Linked DNA regions of Homo sapiens: regions 1 and 3 are each linked to region 2. A link is an interaction called in ENCODE POLR2A ChIA-PET data of the cell type or tissue named here. Cell type or tissue: OCI-LY7. All regions are shown on one strand. Links, peaks and the distances in the headings refer to the core of each region. The heading gives the core; the rest is flanking DNA.

Region 1 (10,066 bases), core at 3,361-8,360, 1.3 Mb before region 2:
TACTGACAATCATAGCAGTATTATTCACAATACCTAAAACATGGAAGCAACCCAAGAGTTCATCAACATAGGAATGGATATGCAAAATGTGAATAAAGGTGAAAATTATTCAGTCTTAAAAAGAAAGGAAATTTTGATACACACTGCAACATAGATGAACCTCGAGGACATTAAGCTAAGTGAAATAAGCCAGCCACAAAAAAAGAAAGAAATGCTCTATGATTCTGCTTATATGTAGTCAGAATCATAGAAACAGACAATAGAATTGTGGTTGCCAGGGGCTAGGGAAAGTGGATAATGGGGAGTTATTGTTTTACAGGTACAGAGTTTTTGTTTTACAATATGAAAAAGAGTTCTGGAGATGGATGGTGGTGATGGTTGTATAACATGATGAACGTATCAAACATCAATGACTTGTATGCTTAAAAATGGTTAAGATAATACATGTTATGTTTTGTGTATTTTACCACAATAAAAAACCTGGGAAATAAATATATAAATAAATGTTTCATGATATACCTCTCAAGTGAAATGATAGCCCAGGTCTGGGAGAGAGACTGAAGAATTGCTTCTATCGAAGATATGTTCTTGGGAAGCAGGAGGCAGTAAGTCAACTTCTGCCACTGTGCTCTTGCAGCCCTGGGCTGAGCAGGCCTCCCAGACCATGTCATCTAAGAGTTTGTGGTACAGTGGCTGGTAGGTGGAAGATGGTGGTGGTGCCTAACATGAAAAGGCATCCTCTGCTTTGCTGCTCCAAGTGTGGCTTCTGACCAGCAAGGTTGGTAAGATTGGCATTACCAGGAGGCTGGTTGGAATTGCAGGATCTCTGGCCTCACTCCATTCTTGCAGAATCAGAATCCACACTTTAATAAGATTCCCAGTGATGCATGTGCACTTTGAAGTTCAGGGAGCATTACCTCCATTAACTGACAAATTATAAATTAGTCTCCACTCAAGCATCTCTCCCCATGACTACAAAACCCTTATATCAATTGGTCTTTCCTCTCAGCATCAAATATAATAATGCAGTATAAAACAAATCAGCATCAGAGTGCATTTGCAAACCTTGCAAAAATGCAGGATTTCATAGAATCAATAGATATGGTATTAGGGAACTCCTCAAATCATACACACAGCATCGACAAGCAAGGAACTGGCAGATTTAGACCCATTACCAAATGAAGACGAGCTAATCTACAGGCATGATGGCATTCCTTCAAAAGAGAATGATTTGAATATCAAAGAATTAAGAGAGGCCCTTGGGAAAAAAATGATCAGGCCCATGAATATCTTCATAAAAATGACTCACTTTATGATTATACTGTAAAAGTCAAACACCGTTTCATCAAAAAAACTATGCTCAAAAAATTCAACACTTCACTTAATCTTTAATCATTCTAAGAAGAAACACATTGTGTAATTATAATTTAAGTTGCATTACCTAAAATATAATGCATTTTTCATAAGTTTATTACCATTTTAAAAGATGAAGTCTAATTAAAACTTTTTTGTCAGTATTTATCATGATGTTTGGCCCTTGTTTAAAGTGCATTCATGCTAAGTGGACTTTCCTAGTGCCAGTTAAGATCTGCTGAACTCGAATTCTTACTATTGCATATGCATTTTCCTTTTTATCATATGGAACTTCTTTTTGGTGCTTATGATCAATTTGAATATCAATTATAAGAGAGTTGATACCTACTCACTCCACAACTCAGTGAAGAATTATTTTAATGTCCCACTTCCTGGTTGGATGTTTCAGCCCATTGTGCTATCACAGAAGGGGGTTTATCCCTAGACTGATAGCTTATAGCAGCTGATATCTTTTCAGTGATTACCTTATCCACCATGAGGAAGTTCTCCAAGGTCTCTCCGTTTCCGCAGGTGACATCACCAACCTCTCTTACTGCTCTGGGCAGGATTTCTTGCACCTCCTGGGCAATCATTCCTGTATACAAAACACTCCACAGGTTTAATCTTCAAAGAAAGATCTTTCTGGAGAAAATCCTCTCTAAGCTTTTGCTTTGATCTACAATACATTTGCAGCAAAGAAGGAATTTTGAGCCAAGAACCACTATAGGATTAAAAGTGGGAGTGTTTTCTGTTTTTTCTTTTCCTTTTTTTTTTTTTTTTTTGAGACTCTGGGCCAACAGGGGGGAGGTAAGTGCCTTAAAATCCCTGTCCATAGAAGTAAAGATGGGGCGTTGGCTTGATTTCCTTTCTTTTCCTATAGGAAGCCTTTGCCCCTAAAATATTCCTTTATTCCTTCCTTCTTTAGGCTTCCTGGATTGGAGTATAAACATCACTTTGCTTACCCCTTCTCTTATCTAGATCCACTTACCCTGCCACCTTCTCCCTCCACCTCCCGACTGCCCAATGCCGTTCCTCACATAGGTTGAGCCATCATCTGTCCCTGAACCCTCAGCCCATGAGCAAAAGGACTCCTGTGCAAAGAAACTATATATTCAACCTACACCACCAGTACCTTGGGGTGGAGGAGTGGGGGTGTTGAGTAAAAATGACACAGAAATTTTTTAACCTTTCCTGTTCTAGTGACTATGAGTTTCACAGAGAACAAGTTAGATCAACATAGCGTTGTCAAATGCCATAGCACATAACCTCAAAATAAAGAGGTAATTAAAATTTTAATAGTTGGCAATACAAAATTAAAAGGGGAATTTGTGTGTGTACCTGTTTGATGGGCAGTGTTTATTCCCATTGCAGATGCAAATTCAGGTTTGTAGTCATATTCAACAATTCTCATTTGGGCTATTCTTTTCAGCTGTTCATTCGTGTCAACCTAATTTAATTAAAGAAGAGCAGATTTTACTCGCATAGATATTTGCTATTCAAATTAATGCCCAGAGTGACCCAGAGACATCACTGAATTGCTTTTGGACATTTTGCTGGAGATAATTTCTTCAAGTGGATTCCAAGCCAGGATTACCCAACTGCTGGCCCTTCAGGACCCAGCCACCCTCCTTCCCCTGGACATGCCTCCCCCACATCACCCCGGCCAGCAGGGCATCCTCTACGTGCAATCACTGCTCTCACATCATTAAAGGCTGTCCCAACTGTCACTACGGGGTCCCAGCAAAATGATAACAATCAAGAGAGTACAGTGAACTTTCCCTAAAGCTAAATGGGTTTGATCCAAAGGATTCCTCTTTAAATTGAGAGATTTTGTAAATGATAGTAATAGCAGAATTTTTTTTTTAATATCTTTATCTGACAAAAAAGTTGGTAGCCCTTTGTGGGTACCCTAAATTTTCTTTTGGAACATAATAGAATTACAAATAAATACAAATATTTATTGAGTAGCTATTGAGGCAATTAAAAGTAAACTGCCTGGGCATTCATCCATGTGATAGAGGAACCAAAAACATATTTTGTTATTGTTGTTTTAAGAAAACCACTGTCATGGCCCTCAGCTCCTCCCTTGACAGACTCCCTGAGGTGGCAGTAGAGCCCCTCCACCATCGTTTAGGATTCTCAGCCCTTCACTAGTTGGACTGGTTGTGAAAGATGGTAGCTTGGTGCTTAATTGGCTAAACGGATTAGCTTTATTTCAGGAAGTTATTCCAGAGTATAATTCTGAGCTTACTGCCATCATTCATTCTTTGTTTTATTTGACTAACATTTACCAATCACCTTTAACATATCATGCACTACTAAGTGTTGGGACTTAAAACATAATTGCCTTGAGCTGGAGCCCATTATCCTTAGCAAACCAACACAGGAACAGAACACCAAATACTGCATGTTCTCACTTATAACTGAGGGCTAAATGATGAGAACACCTGGACACATAGAAGGGAGCAACATACACTGGGGCCTTTTGAAGGTGGAGGGTGGAGGGTGGGAGGAGGGAGAGGATCAGGAAAAACAGCTGATGGGTACTAGGCTTAATACCTGGGTGATGAAACAATCTGTACAACAGACCCCCATGACACAAGTTTACCTATGTAACAAACCTGCACTTGTACCCCTGAACTTAAAATAAAAGTTTTAAAAAATTGCCTTTTAAAAGTTTGTGGTCTAGACAGGAAGACCCAGCTGATAGATACATACGTAATCATATATGATTATATTACAATGTGAGAAACATAGTACAATGATGGAATTATGCACAGAGAATCATTACAGCTCTGAGGAGGTGTTGAAAATATTCTCAGGGACACGTAAAGGAAGGCTTCCTAGCGATGATGAAGCCCAGCTGAGATCTTGGCTTACTCCAGTTCCTCAGACAAACTCTGCTCCTTTCACTTTCCAGCCTTTGTTCATGCTGTTTTCCCAGACTCAAAAGCTCTTCCTTCCCATTCCCCTGCCTTCCCCTTCACCAATGTAAGCATTGTTTCTCAGAGAAGGATCTCTTGACCTCCAAGTCTAGGCAAAGTTCCTCTGCTTTATGTGCTCATAGCACCAGTTCTCCTTCATAGCATGAGTCACAATTACAAGACAACTAATTGTGTCAACTTCATTCTTTGTCTTCTCCTATATCACATACACCCCGTGAGAGTGAGGACATGTTTAAGGTCATGGTTCATCAACATATCACCAGTTTCAAATACAATTCCTTGCATGTTGTAGGTGCTCAGCTAATAATTGTTAAATACATTGATAACTTAAAGCGTTAGGGAAAGATGTAAGATAGGAAGGGAGGGGGAAGGATGAGACTAAGACAGGAATGCTAGCCACAGAGAACACCATGAACCAAGGCCCGAGACAGCAAATGCCCTGAATGACATCTGCAGAACAAAGGCAGAATTTGGCATTACTGGACTAGAATGGTTAAGGCCAGAGCAGGGAGGGCCTTGCAGGTCATACTTGGAAGGAACAGTCACAATCTCATATAGCCCTGTGCATATATCTATCACTGTGAGCGCCTTCACTCAGTCAACAAATATCTATTGAGTAGCTACTATGTGCCAGATGATCTCCTAAGCACTGGAGATTCAATGAGTGTTTCTCTTTTGGAGCTTAAATTTTAGTAAAAGTTTCATTCTTGAGTCTTATTTATCTCAGGACCTGCACAGTACCGAGCAAAGTGTCTGACATGTAATAGGCACCTAAAATTTTTGATGGAAAAAAGAAGGAATAAAAGAACGAAGGTATTAAAATGGCAAGACAATCCCTGACATGAAGAGAATTGAAGAGAGAGGGTCAATCAGGAGCCAGCCTGGACTGGCCTTGCACTGCCTAGGCCCTACCCAGTTCCTCAGCCATAGGCCCCTGTGAGTCCTATGCCCAATCCCTATTTTCCCCTTTGTTCCTGCCCCACCTGCAGGGCCCCAGCTAAAGAAGGAAGCAGAGGCAGTGTTGGTTCCTTTGTTGCAGATGAAAAGCAGAGGAGAAAGTACCCTCATGTAGGCTGTCCAGGCTACAGAGAGGGAAATGGTCCCTGGTTTCTAAACTGGATCCTTGATTCCCCAAGACATACTGCTAGACATAGCATTAGGTTCTCTGGTACTACTATCATCCTCTAGACAGATTTTCAGCCAAGAAAAATTTTGAGGGTTACTTGGAGACCTAAACATTTTATATGACAATGTTCCTCAAACAAAATGCTTTTCTAATTTCTGGACTTATAGTCTTCCCAAAGCTAAATATAAACAGTAGCCTGTATTGCATGATCCCTATGTGTACACTTGGCCTAGGGAAAACACTTGAGGCAAAGGGTGTGCCTTCTTTGAATCCTCCCAGGAACCCTACCCAGGCCAGCACTTACTGCTGTGCCTTGCTCTTCAATGCCTGTTGAGTAAGAAACTGAAAACTGAATTTGGGTGTCTGCTTTGACCTTGCCCACAGAAGTTTTGGAAAGTTTTGACCATGGATGCAAATAGCCATCAGCATCATGCTGCCTCACACCCAAGGTTTCTATAATATATCATTAGCTCAAGAATTGCATCACAGACAACACCTTCCAGTCCATGGGACTCAGTCTGTTCAGGGAAGGCTATCTGTCATCTGGTGATGGCCCACAGCCCAGCCACAGTCTGGACTAGGAGCAGCTTAAATGACACCTGCTCACCCTGAGCAAAGGAACTTCTGCGTTTGGCTCCTGGCCCAGAGGGAGACTTTGCATGTTTGACTTTCTTGAGCTTTTTTCATGTCTACTTTTGTCTTCCACTAGCACACGGGTATTGTGGTTAGGAGAAAATCAAAACAGCCTTTGAGCATTTCATCTTAACGATTCCCTTTTCTGGCTTGAATTTTTTAATATCTTGCTACCTTTTTTCAGCCTTCACCACAGAATTTGACTGATGTATTCAACTCTCAACTTCCTCATGTTTTTGGGCATTGACATTGAGGTTCTTCATGTGCCTTTAGTGTTCAGCGTGTCCTTCCCCCCTAGTTTTGCTCAGTTTCCACCGTCAGAGCTGCATGTCCTTCCACAGTCTGCAGTCGCATCAGTAGACACGATGCCAATGGCTGGGCAAGTTAAGCTGCTCCTCTGCCCAGGACCTCAGTTGCAGAGGTTTCGGTCATATCTGCGTCATCTTCTCCATGTCTTGGATCTGTGTCCCTGTGAGCATCAGAGATCTCCCCCACCAGGACTTTGTAGATAATCATGTTCTTAATATCCACAAAGAAATCTGTGTTTCCTGCGTGAGGAAACACATAGGGCAAAGCAGCAGCCCATATCCATTTTCCCCAATTGTAGTATTAGGTAACATATTTGACCACTACATTTTGTAGCAGCTCATCCATTCAGAAGCCAGCTGTGGTTAGAATGCACTCTTAAAGAATAAGAAATTGCTTCCAGTCCTATGCATGCCATCAAATTGACCAAGGGTCAGATCCCCAGAGTATATGAAAGAAAGGCTCTCTTTTTAAAAGTTGCAAAAACTAAGTCAGGAAGAGGTGAAGATGAAATTCACACATCTGTCATCAGCATCATCAACATTACCATCATCTCCCTCATCTCTGTAATAAACAGTGGACTGGGACAGACAAGATTTCTACAAATATATATCTCAAAAATGTGCACAGATTTATCAAAACAAATCTATTAATATGAAATCATTTAATAAATAAATTACATGTAATTTTTATTTTGTATAAATAGAAAATAATTTCTCTTTGCTTAGACTTGTCTGGCTAAAAAATACCTTACATATATGAGTTTAGAAAAATCTCTTAACCTGGGTAAAATGAATATGAGCATTTCCTGTTCACAGACAACAAAACAGAGTCACAGATCGCCTCTCGGCCAAAGTTCCTGGGCTGGTGGTTGCCAGAGTCAGGACTAAACTCTTAGACTTCTAACCACGGACCAGGATTTTCTTTATTCTATCATGCTGCCATGAGCAGGAAGGGGATACAGAAATTTCACATTTAGAGCCTGGATTGAAGTGACATTTCATTTAGATGGAGAAGGCTTTTTAGAAGGGATGTGAGAAGTTCTCCAGAAGCTTGTTATTTTAAGACAATATATTTTCTTCAAACCAACAAGCAATATTTGAAGACTTTTTGTAAATGAAGTTCTGTGTTATGCCTGGTGGTAGCAGGAAGGGTTGTACAGGACTTTTCTCACTTGTTATATTCAATTTACATTTTAGTAAGACTTGGTAGTGAATTGTATAGCCAATTGCAAGGATAAATTTGAGTTGGTGTGACCTGAAATGCAGACAGATGATCTCTCTCTAAAGTTCAAAGTCACAATATCTAGGACTGACATCTGGAAATGTATGTAAGAACTCTCTAGCTCTGCATTCCCATCTGGCTAGTAGGTCACAGCTCTTCTAATATGAACCGCAGCTTCACAATCAGTATAAAAGTCTACAATTACAACCATTCTTTGGAATCCTCTAAGCAAAGGAGGACATTCCTTGGCTGGTTTAGGAAAACCAGTGCAGATTTGCACTGAGAAAGGAATGCAGTCTGGAAGAGGGGCTAATAGTGAACAGATTAGGACTTCTATTAGCTAAAAAGGGATAAGGAAAGGAGAGAAAAGGAACTTTTAAAACACAGCTTCACAAATGCTGTCAAGAGAAGTAGTATGAGTGAGATGATGGGGAAGTGGTAGAAGCAATGCATGGGAAATAATTAAATGGCAGAAAAGTTGGAATGAGGTGTTAGTAGCTGGCTGATGGATTGGAAGCTTAATCCTCATCCTTATGGTCTACATAGCAGTTGTAGCTTTCCAAGATGATTCAGTTCAACTGGTTAAAAAATAAAAAAGAGCCAAGGGTGTCAGGCAGGCAGGCAGGCACCATTTTCATCTTATAGCTGAAGACACTGAGTTCAAGGAGATTAAGCTTTTTATCCAGGGTCACGTAACTGGGGAGAGCCCAAAGCGGAGAAGCCATCTCCTGACATCTAGGCCTGACTTCTGGTTTCCTCTAGGTAACTGCCTCTCCACGGAGGAAAAAGGTCTTCACCCGGAACTCTTGGCGATGAACTGACCAAGTAAGGGATGAGGAGGAGGAGCTTCTCAAGAGTTCCTAGAGAAAGACGATGCCTGGGGAAGATAATGGCCAGTAGAGTTGGTGCCAGGGACTCTAGAAGGAAGAGGCTGGAGACATCCAAGAGAAATATGATCAGGAACTGGACTGAGACAGTGCTTGGAAGATGAGTGGGGAGACAGAAAGGAAAAGGCAAGCTCTGGAAGCTGACAAAGTATGGAAGGAAGGGCAATGGCCTGTGGAAAATAACTGAGACTTGCTGCCTGTGAGGCCAATGACATGCTGTCTTTGCCCACTGCTCCTGTCAGGTAAATCCATTCTCTCAGGGAGGAACTGCTTTACAATTTCAGCAGAGATGCCCAGCAGCTCAGTCATCATTTTTAAGCAGTGTGTTCATCTCACACCAGTGGGTGACATGTAAAGATGTGCGGTTCAAGGTGTGTCAGAGGCCAGGAGCACCCAGCAAACCTGACTGGGGTGTCAGAGGAGGGGCCCAGGGCCTGAATCTGTGCTCACCTCCTGGATATTCTGCTTTGCCCGGCTGTCAGAGGGATGCATGATGGTCCCCATCACTTTCATGTTGCCACAGACAACCAGGGCTTCGTCCGGCGCATCTGTGTTGATTCCTACTCGACCGTGACAGACAATAGATTCTGGAACTTGTCCTCGCTGCCACAATGCATCACTGTCATTTTCAAACTGCCCAGGGTTAGAGGCCTGGAAAAATACATAAATATATTACAATTAAAGTAACAGTAGCAGGAATAGATGATCACATTAGTGTTCAGAGCAAAGGCAAACTGAATATTATCTAAGTCTTTCATAAGAGAATCCTGTATTGAGTGGGACATTCTGACATATCCAAGTAATTCCGGGGCCCAGGAGAGCCAGGGAGGCTTCCCTAACCACTCTGCCTCCCCGCTAGCAGGAGCTCTGTATACCCTGATTTGAAACATCCAATCTCTATTGCATCTATCTGGAATTAAGAATGTGATCAGTTATACTAGGTGGATGATAAAGAAGAAAACTAAAAATGGCTATCTTTCCAGGAATAGTCATCATCATCATGATTTAAAATCAGAACATTATATCAGAAAATATTACAGGTGTACTAAAGTCAGATAAATAAAAATACCTTGCATTTAGCTAGCCCTATTATAGTTTCAAAATGCTTTTATATTTATGATTTCATACACAAGTGACAAGCAAATGATAATACAAATATATTTAATATACATCAACTATTCCCTAAACACAGAGGATACTGAAGGAAGAATAATAACAGCTACATTTGTTGTGCGATAATTCACAGTGCAATTATATGAGACACGTACTATTGTCCTCATTTTATTGACACTGACACTCTGAAAAGATAAATAAATTGCCCAAAGCCACAAAGCTAATAAGTTCTGGAGCTGGAACTACAAGTCCTCTGATTATTAAATAATGATTTGCCTGTTTCACGGCATTGCTTAGAAGTAGTCCTGGCAATCTTCAAAGAAAATCCAAGTGAAACCATTGGACTAGACAAAGTTCTGGAGATTTTACTCTTAAATAAAATTCTTTGTCAAAGAATGTTCCACTGCACTGCCTTCCTTCCTGCTTCCCTGTAGCCACTGAATATATTCCCAAATATTTTAAAGTAAGCATCTCTAAAT
Region 2 (10,066 bases), core at 2,998-7,997:
AGTACGGAAAAAATCTTGAGATTATAATAGAAAATGAATTTCAATTCCCTGGAATAAAAAAAAGAAAAAAAATACATGACAAGGTGGGGGGATAGGGAATTTTCTTTTCCTTTTGCTTATTTTTTTTCCTGACAGTTCTATTGTTAATAAATAGAAAAAATTATAAAACAAATGAAACAAAAACTGAAGTTAACAGAGGAATTGTGAAGTTGTTCTATAACTACCCCAATATTATTATAAGAATGCTGATAATTACTGGCATTTTTAAGAAGTAGACTTTAGAAAACTCAAAAATACCAAGTTTAGCCACTCAACTCATAGAGTAACTATAAAATATTGATGTTGGAAAAGTACTGGATTAATAAACTAATGGTGAGGGTACCTTTTTAAAGAAACAAACAGGTAAGCATAAAAGAATCAATTAAAGTTTAATTCTATTCTTTAAGTCTTAATTACTTCTCAGAAAACACTTCTCAAAAAGGACTAAGAGATGCTTAACTACTGAAAATTACAACATTAAATATATTTTAAGTGCTTTATAGAAAAAGAAATACTCAATGTAAATACTGACATTTTAAATACCTATCTTATATCAATGCAATATTTACAATTAGCAAGCAAAAAATTTATCTAGAATGAAAAGATAAATATGGTAGCAAAGGACTTAAGTTAGTACTTTAACTGGTGTGCCACAAGTAAATGATTACATTCTGAGAAGCTTGCTCATTTTTAACTACTTGTACATCAGTAGAAAATAAGGATTAAGTCAAAAAGAGGATAGGAAGTAATACTAGAATACCTGATATTATAAATTATTAAGAGTTCTGACTATTAGAAGGTATTACTGCCATGTACTACCATTTAAAGTGAAGAGATTTTGGAAGAAAAACAAAAACTATAATCAACAGAAAAACTCTGAAAGAAATTTTAAGATGAACAACCTTCAAGAAGTTAAAGGCGGCTGCAGTGGACCGTGGGCAGCCAGGGTCGGTGAAGAATCCCAACATGGCTGGGCGAAAACTTGCTCTAAAAACCACTGACTGAGTAGCTTTTGCAGAGATCATACCCCAGAACCAAAAGGCCATTGCTAGTTTCCTGAAATCCTGGAATGAGACCCTCACCTCCAGGTTGGCTGCTTTACCTGAGAATCCACCGGTTATCGACTGGGCTTACTACAAGGCCAACGTGGCCAAGGCCGGTTTGGTGGATGACTTTAAGAAGTTTAATGCCCTGAAGGTTCCCGTGCCAGAGGATAAATATACTGCGCAGGTGGATGCCGAAGAAAAAGATGTGAAATCTTGTGCTGAGTGGGTGTCTCTCTCAAAGGCCAGGATTGTAGAATATGAGAAACAGATGGAGAAGATGAAGAACTTAATTCCATTTGATCAGATGACCACTGAGGACTTGAACGAAGCTTTCCCAGAAACCAAATTAGACGAGAAAAAGTATCCTTATTGGCCTCACCAACTAATCGAGAATTTATAAAATTGAGTCCAGGAGGAAGTTCTGGCCCTTGTATTACACATTCTGGACATTAAAAATAATAATTATACAGTAGACCAATAGCACCATAATTTTAGGCACAGTAAATTAGCCAATATCTCTCATTGCTAACTCAGTTTCATTTAACTTCTTGTGTTGCCTTTAACAACTTTTTTTTTAATATCATTCTCGCTTGAATTTCCAGTATAAGTGACAAGATTTTCTTCATTTACATGTGCTCTCTTTATGGTATTCCTTATAAACAAGAGCATTTATTTGTAAAAACTGGATGCAGTTTGAAACTATCTGTACAGTTAAGAATTGCTAGTTAACAATAATATGCCTATGTATGAGTTAATCTGCAAATGTAGTACATTTGTATTCATCTTTAGTCTATGAATTAACCAATTATACCAACTAATGAGGGACTCCTGGATCTTCATTTTACTCAACGCGTTAAACAGAAAAGACTGTAGCATATATGCGAAATGAACTTAATGTTATCAACAGTGCAACTATACGATACTTCATCAGCCAAAAGGTGCAATTTCTACATCATGTAGGCACATACACAATTATAAACTTTATGCATGATTCACACTGCCTCTCCAACACAATCTAAGATTACAGATGAAGAAAATCAATTAAATTTCTAAAGAAAGCTATCAAAATACTAAAAATTCCACTACTGTTCAAAGTATTTTCTACACTGTTTTTTTTTTTTACCTTTGATTCAGAGGAACTGTGGAATGCATCGATTTTTTCAAATGCATAAGTATTTCTTCTATTTATCTTTGAATATATTTTTTGGGTAGTTTTTAGTATTAGGTCATTTACATTTAAAGATTCCTAATTTGAGTTCCTTATATAATCACCTAAAATTTGCGTGACTGCAACTAACCTGATTGATGAAAGTAACTGACAGCTTTTACACTTGGCTATTTACTTCTTGCAAAATATCTACTACCTTACTCATTTGTTTAAAAGTAGTTTATTATTACTTCTACAACTTTTTCCATTTACTCTACAGACCGTAGTTTTATTTGCATTGGTTCTTTTTTATCAATTTAAAAAGCTGTTTAATTCTAGTTTCAGAGCAAACCACAGCAAAGACATGGAAAGACAAGAAAACAAAACCTCCTTTGGCATTGTCGAGAGTCCGGTTTCAGTGGCTGCTTCATAACTGTTTGAAATGAAAGTGGAAGAAGGGGGTGGTGGCTCATGCCTATAATGCCAGCACTCTGGCAGACAGAGACAAGCAGACTGCTTTAACTCAGGAGGAGTTCAAGACCAGCCCGGGCAACATGGTGAAACCCCGTCTCTACAAAAAATATGAAAATTAGCCAAGTGTAGTGGCACACACCTGTAGTCCCAGCTACTTGAGAGGCTGAGGTGGGAGCATCACTCGAGCCCAGGAGTCGAGGCTGCAGTGACCCATGTTTGTGCCACTGCACTCCAGCCTGGGTGACAAGTGAGACCCTGTCTCAAAAACAAAACGAAACAAAAAACATATTCTACATTAAGTTCAGTAAATTTATCTAAGATAATTATTTCATTAACCGGAGATTATTAACTAGTATTTTCACAAAACAATAATGAATGCTATAATAATTCTGAGTTAACAGAAAATCCTGAAGACATGAATCAAAGAAAATAAAAACTGGTCTTATGGGGTAGCTTTTTTTTTGTCTAAATGTGTTCACTATATTACACATCAAAATGCAAATAACTGATTTAATTATCCAACATTCTGGATTGCCTATAACATTCTTCCTAAGATTCAACTGTAGATATTACTGATCCAAATTATGAACAAGAATTATTCTAAAAAATCACTGAGGAAACTAAAAAGCGTAACAAAATGACAAATTTATGTATTAAAAAGAAAATTCTTGTTTATTTGATGCTGAGATTTATTGAGGACATACTCCATCAACCCAAGAACTGTGCTGGTCAGAAAAGAAAATCTAAGAAATGACACCTTCCATTAACACTACTATAATACAGCAATCAATATTTGACATCAATAAATATATAATGAGTACCTAATATATGTTAGGCACTATTCTAGGCAGTGGGAATATAAAGCAGTGAAAGAAAGACCCTGTCCTCAGAATTTATAATCTGGAGTAAAGGGTATAGAGGGGGAAACAAAGTCAGTATAAAGTGTCAGCTGTGATAAGCAGTATGGAGAAAAAAAAAAGAGATAAGAATGGATGGTTTTATATGGGGTGGTTATGAAGAACTTCTATTAAGGTGAAATTACTATATAGCTCAGTACACAAAGAGTCCTGTCAATGGATTGATATTAAATTTTGTTTTTAACAAAAGACTACCATTAGGCTTTGTCCTGTTGAGCATTTAAAAAATCATCTTTGGGCCGGGCATGGTGGCTCATGCCTGTAATCCCAGCACTCTGGGAGGCTGAGGTGGGTGGATCACGAGGTCAGGAGATGGAGACCATCCTGACCAACATGGTGAAACCCCATCTCTACTAAAAATACAAAAATTAGCCGGTTGTGGTGGTGCATGCCTGTAATCCCAGCTACTCAGGAGGCTGAGGCAGGAGAATCGCTTGAACCCAGGAGGCAGAGGCTACAGTGAGCTGAGATTGTGCCACTGCACTCCAGCCTAGCACAGAGCAGGACTCAGTCTCCCAAAAAAAAAAAAAAATCTTTGGTGGGGTGACATGCTAATTAGTTTGTGGCTGAAGTTAAATTTGGATTTGGGAGTCAATCCAGCCCCTTCCTCTGCAAAAAGGGGCATAAATGGGATTTCTGGAGAAGTCTAAATGTAGTTGGTCTTATGAGGTGCTGTTTTTCAATATGTACAAAATGCCCTTTGGTGAGTTCCTGTGCCAGCTCTTTAGAGGAGGATATGTACCTCTTTTCCTCAGCTGTGTAGCAAAAACAACACAGATCAGGGCAGCATATCTCAAGATGCAGTTCTTAGGAGGTTAGTGTCAAGGAAATGTCTCTGAAGCATTCTTGCACTAACTCAGCCCACAGTGATCATTCTCCTTCATGACAAGTTATACCAAATACTTTAGGACTTGATTACGTATTACCTTGTACTATTTTCTAAGGAGACAACAAGCTGTAGAAAGTAACATTAACTTTGAATTTAAGAAGCTCTATTTAAAAAGTCGTATATTTTGAGATAAATCACTTAATTCTTGGTTTCCAGATTCCTTGTCTACAAAAAGATGGAATGAGGGAAAGGGGAAATACTGAACACTCAGATGACTTACATCAGCCAGGTAACCATGTAAACGCTTGAAGCAGTTAAGGTCTTATTAGGTAATAACATAGACTGTGGTCAAGTAGGGAGTGAATGCTTTACGGGTAAAGTCATTTGAATTCTAAAAATTATGAATATTGTATAAACCAACAAAATCAATTTGAGAGATAAGAGCTCTGAACCCTGGTCCAGCAGTTTTTGACTTCTCGACTAGATCCCTAAAGTCCCTTTCAATTATAAAATGTTTTGTTATAATAATGTTACATGTACCAGACTTTGAAGAATTAAACATAAATGGAATTTTAAAAGCATCTTAGGTTGGGCGTGGTGACTCATGTCTGTAATCCCAGCACTTTGCGGGGCCGAGGCAGGCAGATCACTTGAAGTGAGGAATTCGACACTAGCTGGCCAACATGGTGAAACCCCGTCTATACTAAAAAATACAAAAATCAGTCGGGTTTGGTGGTGCATGCCTGTAATCCCAGGTGCTCAGGAGGCTGAGGCAGGAGAATCATTTGAACCTGGAAGGCCGAGGCTGCAGTGAGCCAAGATTGCGCCACTGCACTCCAGCTTAGGCATACAGAGTGAGACTCTGTCTCAAAAAACAAAAAAAAGTTAGATTCCTTAATTACTATAAAAAAATAAATTGCACTGGTAATAAAATTTAATATAATCTAAATATTATTTCTCTAACTTCATAATGGTTGTTTGATATTATAGATATTTTGGAGTCATTATCTTTCAAAAACAATACACATTTTAAAAAGGAGTGAAAATAAACGTAAGACAACATCCTTACTCCTAAAGTATGCACAACTGGGAAAATCCATTAAGACTAGTGGGCACTCAACCAGGACAAGATGCAACCACATTTTCCTTTACCTTCTCGCATGCTATTTATGCAAATAAAAGCCATGTAACTAAAAATTAGGGCACGGACATGACATCCTCTCTCAGGAAACACACTTCTCTTCAAATAATACCACAAATAAAGAGACTAACTGTATAAGGGATTATACAAATTGGTTACAGAGATTAAGACTGGGAAGTAAAATATAAAAAGAAGTTAAAAACAAGTGACTACCAAGGAAAAAATCTATATACCAAATATACAAAAAATGTGGACTAGTGAGCCAAGTGTCACCAGACTGTACTATAAAACATTAAAGCCAACAACAGATTACCTTTAAAGACTGCTTTAATCCTATCCAGGATAAAACACAGTTGAACAATGGAATTTTAAAAACTTAAATTTGTATTAATCCAGTTAGCAAAATTTGCATCCCAGGTTACCTTAAAAACTTTGAATCCAAAATTATCTTGAAAAGCAAACAAATTAACTCATTAAAAAAAAGGACCCATATTTAAATAACATAAAGCAATTCTACATTTTAAGAAGATGAAACCAAATAACTGACATTTTAAGAGACTTCCTGAACTGAGTGAGGCTAGTTCATAATTGGTAAATAAAGAAATCCTGGGGCTGGTTTGAGGCCCAAACTCAGTTTTTCCTTATACACTTAAAAGTAAATACTGTATCATCTTTGGAGCTCAGGGTGATAAAACATGAAATCTGGAAATAAGGAGACCAAAACTAGCTACGTAATTTACCAGGGGGGTGGTCATTTATTTCTAGGCTGGCATCTTGTTTTTTTTTTTTTTTTTTTTTTTTTTTTTGAGATGGAGTTTTACTCTTGTCACCCAGGCTGGAGTGCAGTGGTGTGTGATCTCAGCTCACTGCAACCTCAGCCTCCCTGGTTCAACTGATTCTCCTCTCTCAGCCTCCCGAGCAGCTGGGATTACAGGTGCGTGCCACCACACCTGGCTAATTTTATATTTTTAGTAGAGGTGGGGTTTCACCATGATGGCCAGGCTTATCCTAAACTCCTGACCTAAGGTGATCCACCCGCCTGGGCCTCCCAAAGTGCTGGGATTACAGGCGTGAGCCACTGCACTCGGCCTCTAGGCTGGTGTCTTAATCTGTGAAATACGGACAACAATACTGACTGTACCGAGTTGATGGACAGATTAAGAATGTACACTGTTTATTAAAGATTTACATGTTAGTTATTACCATCATCAAGCAGCTGCAGGGTAGTACTTATTTTGGTACCCACTATTTGGTCTATAAATGTTTGCTGAATAAAGACTAATAATTCATTTCCAGCAAATGACAGAAGTATATAGACTTTTAAAAGAAGAGTAGTAAGTTATCTTTTTATAGGTAAATTGCCATTTAAGTTCACATCAATTATTGACAGATGCCATGAATCCCAACTGAAGATGAAATACACAAATCTTGGCATTAAAAAAAGTAGGGACAGGCCGGGTGTGGTGGCTCATGCCTGGAATCTCAGCACATTGGGAGGCTGAGGTGGGTGGATCACCTGAGGTCAGGAGTTCGAGATGAGCCTGGCCAACATGGTGAAACCCCATCGCTACTAAAAATACAAAAATTAGCTGGGCATGATGGTGCACACCTGTAATCCCAGCTACTCCGGAGGCTGAGGCAGGAGAATTGCTTGAACAGAGACTCCGTCTCAAAAAAAAACAGCAGGGATAGGCATGGTGGCTCACACCTACCTGTACAATCCCAGCATTTTGGGAGGCTGAGGTGGGAAGACTGCTCAAGACTATTCTGGACAACACAGCAAAACCACACTTCTACAAAAAATTTATAAAGTAGCTGGGTGTGGTGGTACATGCCTAGAGTCCCAGCTGCTCAAAAGAATGAGGTAGGAGGATCACTTAAGCCCACGAATTGGAGGTTACAGTGAGCTATGACTGCATTACTGCACTCTATCATGGGTGACGCAAGAACTTGTTTCTAAAACAAACAAACAACAAAAAAACAGTGCTTATACTTGCCTTCTAGGAATCACAGTCCAGTAAAAATGCCCTGCAGCAGAAACTCTAGTGTTAAAACCAACTTCTGGGTTCCAGAGACAATTGCTCATAACTTTGTAACCTGATTTCTTTCTTAAATCTCATTAATAAATGAAGAAGTAGCTTATAAGAATCAAATCCTTGAAAAGCAATAAGCAACATTTAAAAAGCATAATTTCTGTCCCTTAAAATATGCCAAAAAAAATAGCTGACTGTCATGGCTCATGCCTGTAATACCAGGACTTTGGGAGGCCAAGGCGGGCAGATCACTTGAGGTCAGGAGTTTGCGACCAGCCTGGCCAATATGGTGAAGCCCCATCTCTACTAAAAATACAAAAAAAAAAAATACTCGAATGTGGTGGCGGGCGCTTGTAGTCCCAGATACTCAGGAAGCTGAGGCAGGAGAATCGCTTGAATCCAGGAGGCGGAATTTGCAGTAAGTAGAGATTTTGCCACTGCACTCAAGCCTGGGCTACAGAGCAAGACTTCGTAACAAAAAAAAAATTTCATGGGTATAACCAAAATGGAAATTTTGCAAAAGCAGTTCTCCAATCTCAAGTTGTTTAACTACTACACTCACCCCCTAACCCCAGTTTGAAATTCTGTGACCCTAAATTATAAAAACAGGCCTAAGTAGGCCAGGCACGCTGGCTCATGCCTGTAATCCCAGCACTTTGGGAGGCCGAGGCGGGTGGATTGCTTGAGGTCAGGAGTTCGAGACCAGCCTGGCCAATATGGTGAAACCCCGTCTCTACCAAAATACAAAAATTGGCTGGGTGAGGTGGCGGGCGCCTGTAATCCCAGCTATTAGGGAGGCTAAGGCAGGAGAATTGCTTGTACCCAGGAGGCGGAGGTTGCAGTGAGCCGAGATCGCACCACTGCACTCCAGCCTGGGTGACAGAGTGACTCTGTCTCAAAAAAAGAGGCCTTAAATACTGGTTCCTGAAGTCAGGTAACATTACTTCTCCCACTGCACTTTCTGGAAGAGAAGATACTTGATTTCTCCTTTCCATCTCCAACTCCAAAAGTAATACTTTAACAGCTAAAGAGGGTAACTGTGTCCTTTTCTCATTCCCAAATAAAATCAACTAATTCAACTGTCAGAAGGACCTGTTATGAATCTGTTTAACACAATGACAGACTTTAAAAATTCTTTTTGAAGGAAAAAATAAGGGGCCCAAACACTGCCTCTCCTACCCTCTTTTAAAAATAAAACTTCTAACAAGGAACTATAAAATAAATAGAAAGCTGCTAAAATGAAGACTGCTTATCATATTTACTTTGAGTTGTCTGCCTCTCTCATAATGAGGACACATGGAAAATGTTTCCAATCTTACTCATTCTGCCAAGAAAGATCTCCTGTGAACAAGATTTCTAAATCTAGAAAGTGCAAAATTTGTAGATTATCAAACTGTGTATAGCATTTTCTCTATTCTGATCATATTTATAATACCTCAAGAAAGAAAAAAATTCCCTTGCCCTTTTCATGGATTAATACTGCTAGTAAATCAAGTTTTTTCAATTAATCACACCAACTTTCTCCCTGAAATATTCAACAACATATAATTTGACATGCAACGTAAGGTTAGCTTTTCCAGCTTTATTTCTATAGTTACCTTTTCAGTTCAGTATTTGATCATGTATGGTAGAATACAGAATAGAGGGTAACAATTTATCAACAATCTGACAAATGCAGAAGAACCAGTTTAATAGATTTCTCAGCCGAGTCAAGAGATAAGCAAAATAGTTAAGTGATTTTTTAAAAAAGGAGAGACCAACAATTCAAAAACAGGTAAAAAAAAAAATAATAATATAGGCTCAAGATCACCTTATTAGTTTCTATCAGATCTTTCCAAATAGGCTGTATTTGTGTAGAACTCCTCCCTGCTCCCAATTCTCTAGATGTGACTTAAAAAAATGTCCTTTTTTCCCTGTCATCTGAACTAGCAGTAAAATCTACAGGGATGCATACTGACTCAGTATAGGCTTTAGATCCCATTGTCTGGGTTGGAATCAGTTCTACTTGAGTGGCTTTGGTCTCGTTATTTTAAACTGTGTCTCATTTCCTCATTTGAAAATGGAAATAAAAGTATCTACTTCTTACAGTTCTTAAAGATTCAAATGAAATAACTTACCCTATGCAAAATGTGTAGCACAATGAGTAACACATAGGAAGTAGCCAGTAAATGTTAATTTGCTATTTTTTAAAATTATATCTATCTAGGTGTTTATAGTGCTTAAGACACCTAAAGGACTTCAATAGCATATTATTTTAATAGGTAGCTGTATACCTGGGAGTTGTCATGGATTCTTCTCTCTTCACTCCATTATCAAGTCTGATTCATTCTACCTTGGTATTTCTGGAATCAATTCCATTCTCTCTACTCCACTACCTTATACTGGGCCTTATTATTTCTTACACGGGAAGAGGAGGATACAAGAGGCAACGAGAAAACAT
Region 3 (10,066 bases), core at 1,970-6,969, 390 kb after region 2:
GGTCAACTCTCTGCCCAGCTTTTAAACAGCTTCATTAGTGTGAGGTGCACCTGAAATTGATGCCTGCTGGTGGCCTCTCAGTCCAGAGAGCCGTCATTTTAAGCTCTTTGGCAAATCATACAATACTAAAGGGATATTACTATGAATGTTTTACAAATGCTTAAAACTCGGTTTCTGTCTCCATCAACCTAATCTTGCAATTTCTAATTTGTTCACTTTAGAAAACATGGCATAAATGCTCAAATACTTTTGCATTCTTATTTTCACAGCTTGGAGAGAGTGGAGAGATCAAAGCAATTGGAGAACTGGATTTGCTGTTTATGTCTCTGAGAAATGCCTGCATTTGACCAGAGCAAAGCTGAAAAATGAATAACTAACCCCCTTTCCCTGCTAGAAATAACAATTAGATGCCCCAAAGCGATTTTTTTTAACCAAAAGGAAGATGGGAAGCCAAACTCCATCATGATGGGTGGATTCCAAATGAACCCCTGCGTTAGTTACAAAGGAAACCAATGCCACTTTTGTTTATAAGACCAGAAGGTAGACTTTCTAAGCATAGATATTTATTGATAACATTTCATTGTAACTGGTGTTCTATACACAGAAAACAATTTATTTTTTAAATAATTGTCTTTTTCCATAAAAAAGATTACTTTCCATTCCTTTAGGGGAAAAAACCCCTAAATAGCTTCATGTTTCCATAATCAGTACTTTATATTTATAAATGTATTTATTATTATTATAAGACTGCATTTTATTTATATCATTTTATTAATATGGATTTATTTATAGAAACATCATTCGATATTGCTACTTGAGTGTAAGGCTAATATTGATATTTATGACAATAATTATAGAGCTATAACATGTTTATTTGACCTCAATAAACACTTGGATATCCTAAGTCTTGTCGTTTTGTGATTTTTCTCCTTTAATGTCATCATCATCATCATCATTGTCATGTTACCATTCCCATAACTTTATTCTTGACTCTAAGAAAATGAGGTAGCTATTAGTATTATTCTAATTTTACAAATGAGAAAGCTGCATTAGAAACATGTTAAGAAACATTTTATAACTATAAATAGTTGACCCTTATTGAGCCAGGTCTATCTGATTTCAAGGCTCTCTGCTATAGTGCCTATACTGATTTATTATGTTGACTCAGCATGTACCTTTGAAAAGAAAAAAGTTGAGAAATTGAAAATAACTTATCATTAGTCATTTATGGATAAAAGAAAGGAATGATGTTGCTGGAGAGAAGTACATGTAGCCTCTATTGCTATAGATAAACTGTTTTAGTTCTAGTTCAGGCCTACTGAAAGGTGCACTCTCCAGTATCCCTGAAAGTAAGACACTAAAGGAAAAGGAAAGCTGTGTTTTGGGGAGTCATACCTACTAGTAAGTTTGGCACTGATAGGGAAGTCTCATAGGTGGAAGATGGGCAAGATATTATGAAACACACATAGAAAGGAAAAGGGGTTCATCTTCAAAATGTGTACAATGCTACAGAGAAGAGAGAGAAAGAGGTAGAGATAAAGGTTGGATTTGTTCTACCAAGAAGAATGGACAAAGGATGCCAGCAATGAAGAGCCATTCCTGGGGGAAGGGATTTGAAAGATTGTGTAGGTCTTTTCATATGAGGTCAAAGTCAATGATCAGAAGTCAGTCATGAACTGCTAAGGTATTTTCTTCTCCAAAAAATCAGGACCAACTTTGCAGGTCACTTGTCAGTTGTTGGCCAAGTTCCTGCAGGATTAGGTCCAGCCTGGTGGTGAGAGGGGAGCACATAGAAAAAATTCCCAGCAAGCCTTTGTCTTTTCCTGGCAGTCAGCCCCTCTTTTGCTACCTTGCCCGTTGCACTCTTGCAACATATTTTCATACTTTCTCTAGTAAATCTGCCTTTCTTTACCCACAACTGTCTTGGTAAATTCTTTTACCACCTGTGCCACCAGCCTCAGATAGTTGTCACTCACCCACAACATTTTGGTGGCCCATATGGGGAGCTCTCTCTCCTTATGGGGAACTCTCTCTGCATGGGGGCTGTCTCTCCTCATAGGGAACTCTCTTGCCTCTCTCTCTTTCCCAACTTGGAACCCTCAGTGGATAGCATCTAAGCACGGAGACAATTGTAGGTCTCTGGCCAGAGCTACACTCTGGTGGGCTGAAAGGTGTCCCCGTGGAAGCATCTGACTTCCATGCCCATTCAGGTGAGGCACCTAAGTTTATTTTCTCTTTTCAGTCTTTCAGCAGCCAGCTTCTAGTATCTCTCTGGCAATTGATGGTAACTGGCCAGGGCTGTTCTCCGGTGCTGCCTAAAGGTCAGAGGGTGAACAGAGTTATCTGCCTCTCCCATTAGGCAGGAAGGCTTTTTCCTCTCTTCTCTGGTCAGAAGTCCCTAATCCCTAAGTGTGGCATGACTGGTAGCGGAGGCTCATTCAGAGCGAATTCACACATGTTTTGGGTGCCTCAGACCCTCTCTTTCTCATTCTGAATTCCCCCATGGACTCAGCCAGCCATTCTGTTCTGATGTTGCTGAATAAGGTGAACTCAGACAGCCTCAGAACAGTGAGTCTTCCCTTCCCTGCCCCTTCCCTGGGCTGGCGCCAGGTGGAGTTCTTCCTTTACCTTTTTCCTCGTATCTAGGCTGATCATCTAGCGTTAAGTGAGTACCTGGACTAATCATCCAAGTTAAGGTCCCCAAGTGGCTGAGAGGTCTTTACTAATAGGTAGGATGCCCCATTAGAAAGTGCACCCAAGTCCCCTTGGTGGATGCAAGTGGACCGCTTTTCATCTCGGTGGGATGCCCCAAGAGAAAATGCAGTTCAGTGTGAGGTTCCGTGATGTAGTGGTGAGTACTGGGAACTCTAAAAATGCAGTTCATGAGGCTCTGAGTGGTGTGTTTTCCAGTCCCGCCATGGGACAACCCCATCTATTCTTTCAGACTCACCTCTAGGCTGCATTCTAAAGCATTGGAACAAACTTAACCCTCAGACTCTCAAAAAGAAGCTTCTAATTTTCTTGTGTAATACAGCATGGCTCCTATGCAGGCAATCCTCAAATTAGCCTCCTTAGTCTTTATAACCAAAAGCAGAATAAAGAAAACAAAGCTAAGAAGAAAGAAAAAGACAGAGACAAGAGGCAGGCTTAACTGTTGGCTGCTTTACAAGTCCCCAACCCCCTCCAAGTTGCCCTAAGCACTCTCCTCCAGATAACCACCACTGGAGCAGAAGAGCAGGCAAGAAGAAAGGCAAACTGATCCAATGAAATAAAAGGAAAAAAGCCCCATATGGCTTGCCCCCTCTGCTGCAAGCTCCACCACTGGAAACGGGATTGCCCTGAGAGCCGAAGGGCCCCTGGAACAAAATCCCAACTCCTAATGGCCTTAAGCTGAAGGGGCTCTCGGCTCTGGCTGGAACAGGTCACCTTAGCTGGTGACGGGTGGAAGTGGGAGAAATTCGTCTCACACTGTGAAGTCTGGGGTGCTAAGGCTTTCCCTGATGGGAGATAAATGAAAGTGGTAGAGGTGCTGGCCCTGCTCCACAGGCTGTGCAGTGGCTGGAAGGCTCACAAGCCCTCCCATAAAACTTAACCTTTTCCTCTCCATTCTTTGCTTTTCTTTTTCTCTTTTTCTGTTCATTCCAGGGGTCCAGCCTTAAAAGGGAAAGACAGTTTCTAATGTCCTAACCCCTGATTTTGTCATTCTCTTTAAATCTCCAGCTGGTTACATATTATGGCCTGTTTCTGTGCACATTTTAAACTAATGGGCAAATTACAACGAGAAAACTTCAGAGCTCAAATGGTCAATCTGCACTACAGAGTTAAGTAGAGTCTCCTAAAGCTCTCTGTCTTCCCCCTCTTTTTTCTGCCTGCTTTAAATCTGCTGTTACTAAGCTGCCAGTGCTGAGATAAGACTCATTATTTATGGTCTAACTAGAATATAAACATTGAAAACTCATTTAAAGAAAAAAGGTAAAAGAGGTTTTGTTAAATCAAGCAGCCTAGAATTTTTAACCTCCTTAAAAGTTAATGAAAATAAATCCAACACCTCTTTTAAATACTACTCTTAAAGCGGCTCTTTTTATTCAATTTTACTGCAAGCTCTCAGTAATTATCCATCTGCCTCCCTTGAGCAGCTTCATGCTCTTAATATTAATGCTTTTATAAGGGAAATAGTACAAAATTGCTATTTGCAGGGAGACTTCCAAAACTACTACCCAGATGAAATTTCTTTCTTTCTTTTTTCTTTTTCTTTTTTGAGACGGAGTCTTGCTCTGTCACCCAGCCTGGAGTACAGTGGCACAATCTTGGCTCACTGCAACCTCCACCTCCCGGGTTCAAGTGATTCTCCCACCTCAGCCTCCTGAGTAGCTGGGACTACAGTCGCCTGCCACCATGCCCGGCTAATTTTTATATTTTTAATAGAAACAAGATTTCACCATGTTGGCCAGGCTGGTCTTGAACTCCTGGCCTCAAGTGATCAGCCCGCCTCAGCCTCCCAAAGTGCTGGGTTTACAGGTGTCAGGGCCGAAATTTCTTTATACTTGTCCTAGTAATGTTATTTACCCCTAAACCACAACATTGATGTGCTAAGATACTAGGTATTTGTTTAACTGTTTTTCTCATACTCTTTGCAGCCCTTCTTCTTTTCTAAGTTTACTATATATTGTCATTTTCCTTAAATATGGCTCTGTTTTGTTGGTGTCTATCATGGCTAACTATTGCCTCAATGGCTGCAACCAGGCACCTGCTCTACCCAGTAATATCTCAGGTTACTAACATACCACATCGTACTAACTGCTGGATATGCCCACATAGGCAGGCAGTCGAGAATAACATTACATTCCTAGCCATCCCACTCTCTAGAGAAGAAATGGCTACCATGCAAGCCCAATACTTGATACTCTGGATTTGACTACACTATGTACACGTACACCAAAAACACAGGTATAGGGGGGGCACCTAGGCCAATTGATCTCTCATGGCAATCATCCACTGTAACCCAGTGAATAGGGAAGGCACCAGAAATGGCCTGTAAAGTGAGACTTCAGAAACTCAGAAGGGCCTGGCCCTTTCCTAGGGGCTTTAACACAAGCCCATTGTAATTACACCTTCAACTATAAAGAGACACACCAGGAATGGGAGCTGTATGATGACTGATGAGTTCACCGAGGACCTCCACAGGTTTTCTCTATGGTGGGAAAACAACAAAGTTAATGCCAGCAAAATTTAAAATGATTCCTTTATGCCTGTAAATAGTTTAGCAACTGGGATGGAATATATAGGAATAGGGGTTGAAACTGGACAACTTCTTAACCTCACTAATACAGCTTTTCCTCGATTTTCCTTTAACCAATTAATATTTAGAACTCTTATCTGTCAGGCCCCATATTTACACAACACAACAAGTGAAACTTTGACTCCCTTATGTGTGGATAACTACTTTTTCGGTCATTGCCCGTTCACATTTAATCCCCGGGGACCATGAAATCCCCTTATTTATGCAAATTATACTGGAATCCAAACTGATCACGCCTATGCCTGGTTACAAAGTCCCTCCTTGGGAGTTTCATTAAAAGGAATTGGGTTCTTCTTTTTATGGGTATCCATCATGTTTCTAGCCTTGCCTATTAAGTGGATGGGCACCTGTACTACAGCTGCAGCCATACCTGGAGCGCATATATATAACTCCTCGAACTTCATAACCTCTGGCCAAGTTCCAAATTTGGTGTTCTTCCTAAGTGGAGCCCTCTAAAGATCATCAGAAGAAAGAAAACAAAAGTGGAACTTAACCTCCCACCATTTGGCATCCTTGCCACTGATAATCCCATTATGGAGAGAAATGGTCTAGAATATTCTATAGTCAGTGGACTCTTGGTTTGCAGGTATACCCATGCTCAAGCACAGCATTTGTAATCTCACTGATATGGTTTGGCTATGTCCCCACCAAAATCTCATCTTGAATTCCCACATGTTGTGGGAGGGACCCAGTGGGAGGTAATTGAATCATGGGTGCTGTTCTCTTGATAGTAGAATAAGTCTCACAAGATCTGATGGTTTTAAAAAGGGGAGTTTCCCTGCAAAAGCTCTCTTCTCTTGTCTGCTGCCATGTGAGGTGTGCCTTTCACTTTCTGCCATGGTTATAAGGCCTCCACAGCCACATGGAACTGTGAGTCCAATAAACCTCTTTCTTTTGTTAATTGCCCAGTCTGAGGTATCTCTTTATCAGAAGCAGGAAAACAGACTAATACACTCACCATCTTAGTCCAGCAATCTTGGAAACCTAAAGTCACAGCCATTGAGGCCCAGAAACAGGCCCTAATTTCATTGTCAGGGGTTGTCCTGCAGAATCAACATGCTTTAGATGTGCTTACCACCAAGGCAGGAGGCACTTGTGTGCTGTTAAGTGAAACCTGCTGCTTTTACATCAATACTTCAGGTCAAATAGAAGAAAGTTTAAAAAAGGTAAAAGAGAATATCAAGGTATCAGAGGGCCTTCAAAAAAGAGTTCGTCAAGATTTTTTTTTTGGCACAACTATTCAAAATTTCTCCAGCTGGGTTTGGCCATGGGTTGCCCAACTTCTCCCCCCTATAATAATGTTCATATTAGTTTGTTTACTTGCACCACATATTTTTACTGCAATATCTCATGTTGCGTCTTCTAGAATACAATAATCTCAAACCAAAATGTTACTGCAGCGAGGGATATCAGCTTCTAAAAGAACTCCATGACTCTCCTTTGGATGCAGCAGAACAAAATTTTAGGCTGCAAATGCGGTTCCCCCATAGTCTCACAGCAACCCGGCTCAATTTAAGTCCTAACTTAGGGATTTAGACCCATGGAACCTCCTAACTGAGCAGCAATCCTAGGTAGGGCCAACTCTTCACTTCTGGTCAGCAGGAAGCAGTTGGAAGATGAGACCTTCACTCACATGCCAAAGATTTGTCATTCTTGCTCTGTTAGGGGGGGAATGTGAAGTCCTAATTAAGGAAAAGGAGTTAGGCTGGTGGGACTGAGGGAAAGCAAAAAAAGCAAGTAGATAAGCTATAAAGTCTGCTTTTCTTCATGGTCCAGGACATATAGCCCTCCTGTGCCCAGCTTACCACCAGACACCGGCGAGTTAGCTCCCTGCAGCCTTGGCGTTATCAGTACTGCAGGCAGCACTCTTCGGCCCACGTTCCAGTCTACAAAATCCCCAGCAAGCCTTTGTTTCCCGGCAGTTAGCCCGTCTTTTACTAACTTGCCCATTGCACTCTTGCAACATATTATCATACTTTCTCTAATAAATCTGCCTTTCTTTACCTACAACTGTCTTGGTAAGTTCTTTTACCACCTGTACCATGGGCCTCAGATAGTTGCTGCTCACCCATGGCAGGTTCCAAATGCTGAGAGGCACTGATGTTCCCTTTCAGGGATGATAGAATTATAATATTTTTTTTTCTGTGATTAGCTGAGGTTAAGGAGTCTTTCCTTTTCCAAATGAGTCTCCATGTAATGACTAGAGCAAAAGTTGATATCATATTTTTTTTGGCCAGTCTTCTGGAAACTGAGCTATAAGTGGAAGAATATTTACCCCTAAAATTGGAAGGTAAGAAACTGAGAGACTTTATATTCTGATATATTTCAGAAGTAGCTAGAGTCAACCTTGGTTTTTCCTTCCCTAACCCTGCACATTGAATGTGTCAGAAGTCCTGTTTGCTCTAACTCCAAAGTAACGGCTGAATCTGTTCACTTCTCATTCTGGCTAAAGCCCATCCATGCCACTATCATCTGTCCTCTAAATTACCATAGTATTGAAGTTTCTAAAGTTCCTCCTACTGTCTGTTTTTAACTCAGGAGCCAAAGTAAACTTACAAATTAAAAACAGTAGATTGGGCACATCCTGGCTTCCCCTAAGGGCTTCCCTTCACAGTGAGAATGAAACTGAAAGTTTATATCATCACCCCACCTCTGCAGTCTCATCTGCTATCACCCTTCCCTTGAGCTCTCTGCTGCAGTCACAAGGCCTACCGGCTGGTCCTCACATGCACCAGTCTAGCTCCTGACAAGGAGTCTTTGCACTGGCTGTTTTCCTAAGCCCAGAACAATCTTCCCACTAATATTTCATGATAATTCCCTCCCTTCATTCAGGTCCTGCTCAAATGTTACTGCCTCAGAAAGATCTATGCTGGCCACCCTATCAAACACAACCTCTTCACCACCCTCCACACCCTCCCCTCCCCTCCCATCACCCCACTTCATTTTTCTTTGTTGTACTTAGCACATATGAAATTAGTTATTTATTTACTTTGGCCACTTATTTAATTTTCAGTATGTACTTATTGGGTGTTAACCTGATGCCATGGGGTGTGAAGGTAAACATCATACGTACAGAGCCCGTGTCCTCATAGAACTTGCATTCTAATGTAAATATAACAGAGGACATATAGTATAATAACAAGCATGGATATCTGCTATGAAGAAAAACAAAGTAGGGCGTGGGGGTAGAACTTAATGGGGGTTAATTTAGGTAAGGAGATCAGGGAAGGCCTCTTGGAGGGCAGATATCTGAATGAGGTGGGGACATGGGCCATGTGAATATCTGGGGATATCACCTTGAGATGAGGCAAGTTTGGCGTATTCAAGAAGTAGCAAGAAGGTTGGGACTGGAGTAGCCTGGGTAAAGGGCAAAGCTTAAGATGAGCCCAACATTTGACTAGGACCAGGTATGTGTGTCTTTGCAAGCTAGAGCAGGACTTTGGATTTTGTTCTAAGGCTGAGGAAAAGCCACCAGAGGGTTTCAAGCATGAGGAAGGCTTGGTATGACTCATGTTTTGTAAAGATCACTCTGGTTGATAATGCAGAGTAAATCTAGGAGGAGTAAGGATAGAAGCAAGGCCAGGACGAGAGTCTAGGAAAGAAGCAATGATTGCATTGGAGTGGAAGGGAGCAGAGCCAGAGAAATCTGGCTTGTGACTCTTACTGTGACACTCAGCATGGGTTGCCTGGGAAATAGGAGTTATGTATGAATCACATTCACAAACAGGAAAAGAAATTCTTTAGTGTTTCTTCTGGTTCTTCATTTATACTATATTATTCACTAGCAGAAAGTGCTCCGTATAGGAATTGAAGGAAGACAGGTGATTTTTTCTGAAAGGAAGTTTTTAAGATTTGAGTGAAGACACTTAGATGAGGAGAATGAAGTAATACCAAGGGTTGAAGGCTGAAGTCCTCTTGTCTCGGAGGCAAACACAGCCTCAGTGAATTTATCTTCTGCCTGAACCGAGGAGATTCACTGGATTTTTCTTGTAACAGCCCCTTGTTCAGGAGTATTTTCATTGGAAAATTGCATCAACTCAGAAGAGACAGAATCATTAAGCATTCCGTTTCTATGGGAATGAGGGTTTAAGTCACTTTACCAGGCAAAGGACTCCATTCTACTGTGGTACAGGCAGAGGGTAAGGGAAAAATAAAGCGGTGGTGGAAGAAAGAATCCACACTTGTTAACTTGGGTCTTTCGAATTGCTATAAAAGCAGGAGCTGTAGCAGATAGGATTTCTGTTCATTGTTTGTCTTCTCCCCTCCTTTCCTCCCTTTTATTTGAAGAGTACTTGTGGTGGCTAATATTTTTGTTTTCAGGTGGGAATATGACCACAATGACATCATCCTATAATGATATGGTAGCTGATGAGATTCTATATGTTTCCTAGGCTGCCAATACACATTTTTCACCTGGATAAAGATAAGAGTGGATGCTGAAGACACAAGGGATGCAAGGTGTCCATCTGGCCCTCCAGATCCATATTCTGTACTTTTCCACTCTACTTGGTGCCCAAAGAGGCTGACGTATATGGATTGGTTCATATACATGCAAGCTCCCTGGCTTTTGATTGTATTTGGCTAATGGAAGAAGTACCGGGAGATCGAAGGGTGGGCTGGGGGGTGGGGAGGATAAGGTCAGAGTATCTAATCCCTTGGAGCTCTCCTGCCAGGCTGCCATGCTGGTTGGCTATGTACTTCTACCAAAAGCCTCAGCTCTTGCAGACAGCCCTTCTCCATATAGATATCTTTGTTAGTTCTGAAAAC

What was found. Peaks named below come from ENCODE experiments on the same cell type or tissue, not always from the same donor. Only the 100,000 strongest peaks of a DNase experiment are listed, where the experiment ranks them.
Region 1: POLR2A ChIA-PET joins it to region 2 with 10 read pairs; 1 of 35 experiments calls an interaction of 5 or more read pairs at or near these places.
Region 3: POLR2A ChIA-PET joins it to region 2 with 5 read pairs; 2 of 35 experiments call an interaction of 5 or more read pairs at or near these places.

What each region holds. Positions count from the first base shown.
Region 1 is chr12:69,902,703-69,912,768 of GRCh38, reverse strand. It overlaps MYRFL (myelin regulatory factor like), which reads right to left. Exons shown (of 25, transcript NM_182530.3): 11 at 8,925-9,125; 12 at 2,692-2,800; 13 at 1,839-1,948. Among named protein-coding and RNA genes, the nearest start is that of MYRFL, 83 kb to the right of the region's middle. RefSeq lists an enhancer at 6,378-6,447. In OCI-LY7, for the core only: no CTCF peak of the experiment used is centred there; a DNase peak (open chromatin) is centred at 6,188; H3K4me3 peaks cover 3,331 bases; H3K27ac peaks cover 4,820 bases.
Region 2 is chr12:68,633,933-68,643,998 of GRCh38, reverse strand. The region is part of intron 1 of RAP1B (RAP1B, member of RAS oncogene family); the gene reads right to left. It also overlaps the pseudogene ATP5PDP4. Among named protein-coding and RNA genes, the nearest start is that of SNORA70G, 12 kb to the right of the region's middle. RefSeq lists enhancers at 2,714-2,843, 7,428-7,547. In OCI-LY7, for the core only: no CTCF peak of the experiment used is centred there; DNase peaks (open chromatin) are centred at 4,418 and 5,608; H3K4me3 peaks cover 1,232 bases; H3K27ac peaks cover 4,216 bases.
Region 3 is chr12:68,239,080-68,249,145 of GRCh38, reverse strand. It overlaps IL22 (interleukin 22), which reads left to right. Exons shown (of 6, transcript NM_020525.5): 6 at 270-904. The coding sequence ends at 347. Among named protein-coding and RNA genes, the nearest start is that of IL22, 9.5 kb to the left of the region's middle. RefSeq lists an enhancer at 7,802-7,941. In OCI-LY7, for the core only: no CTCF peak of the experiment used is centred there; no DNase peak of the experiment used is centred there.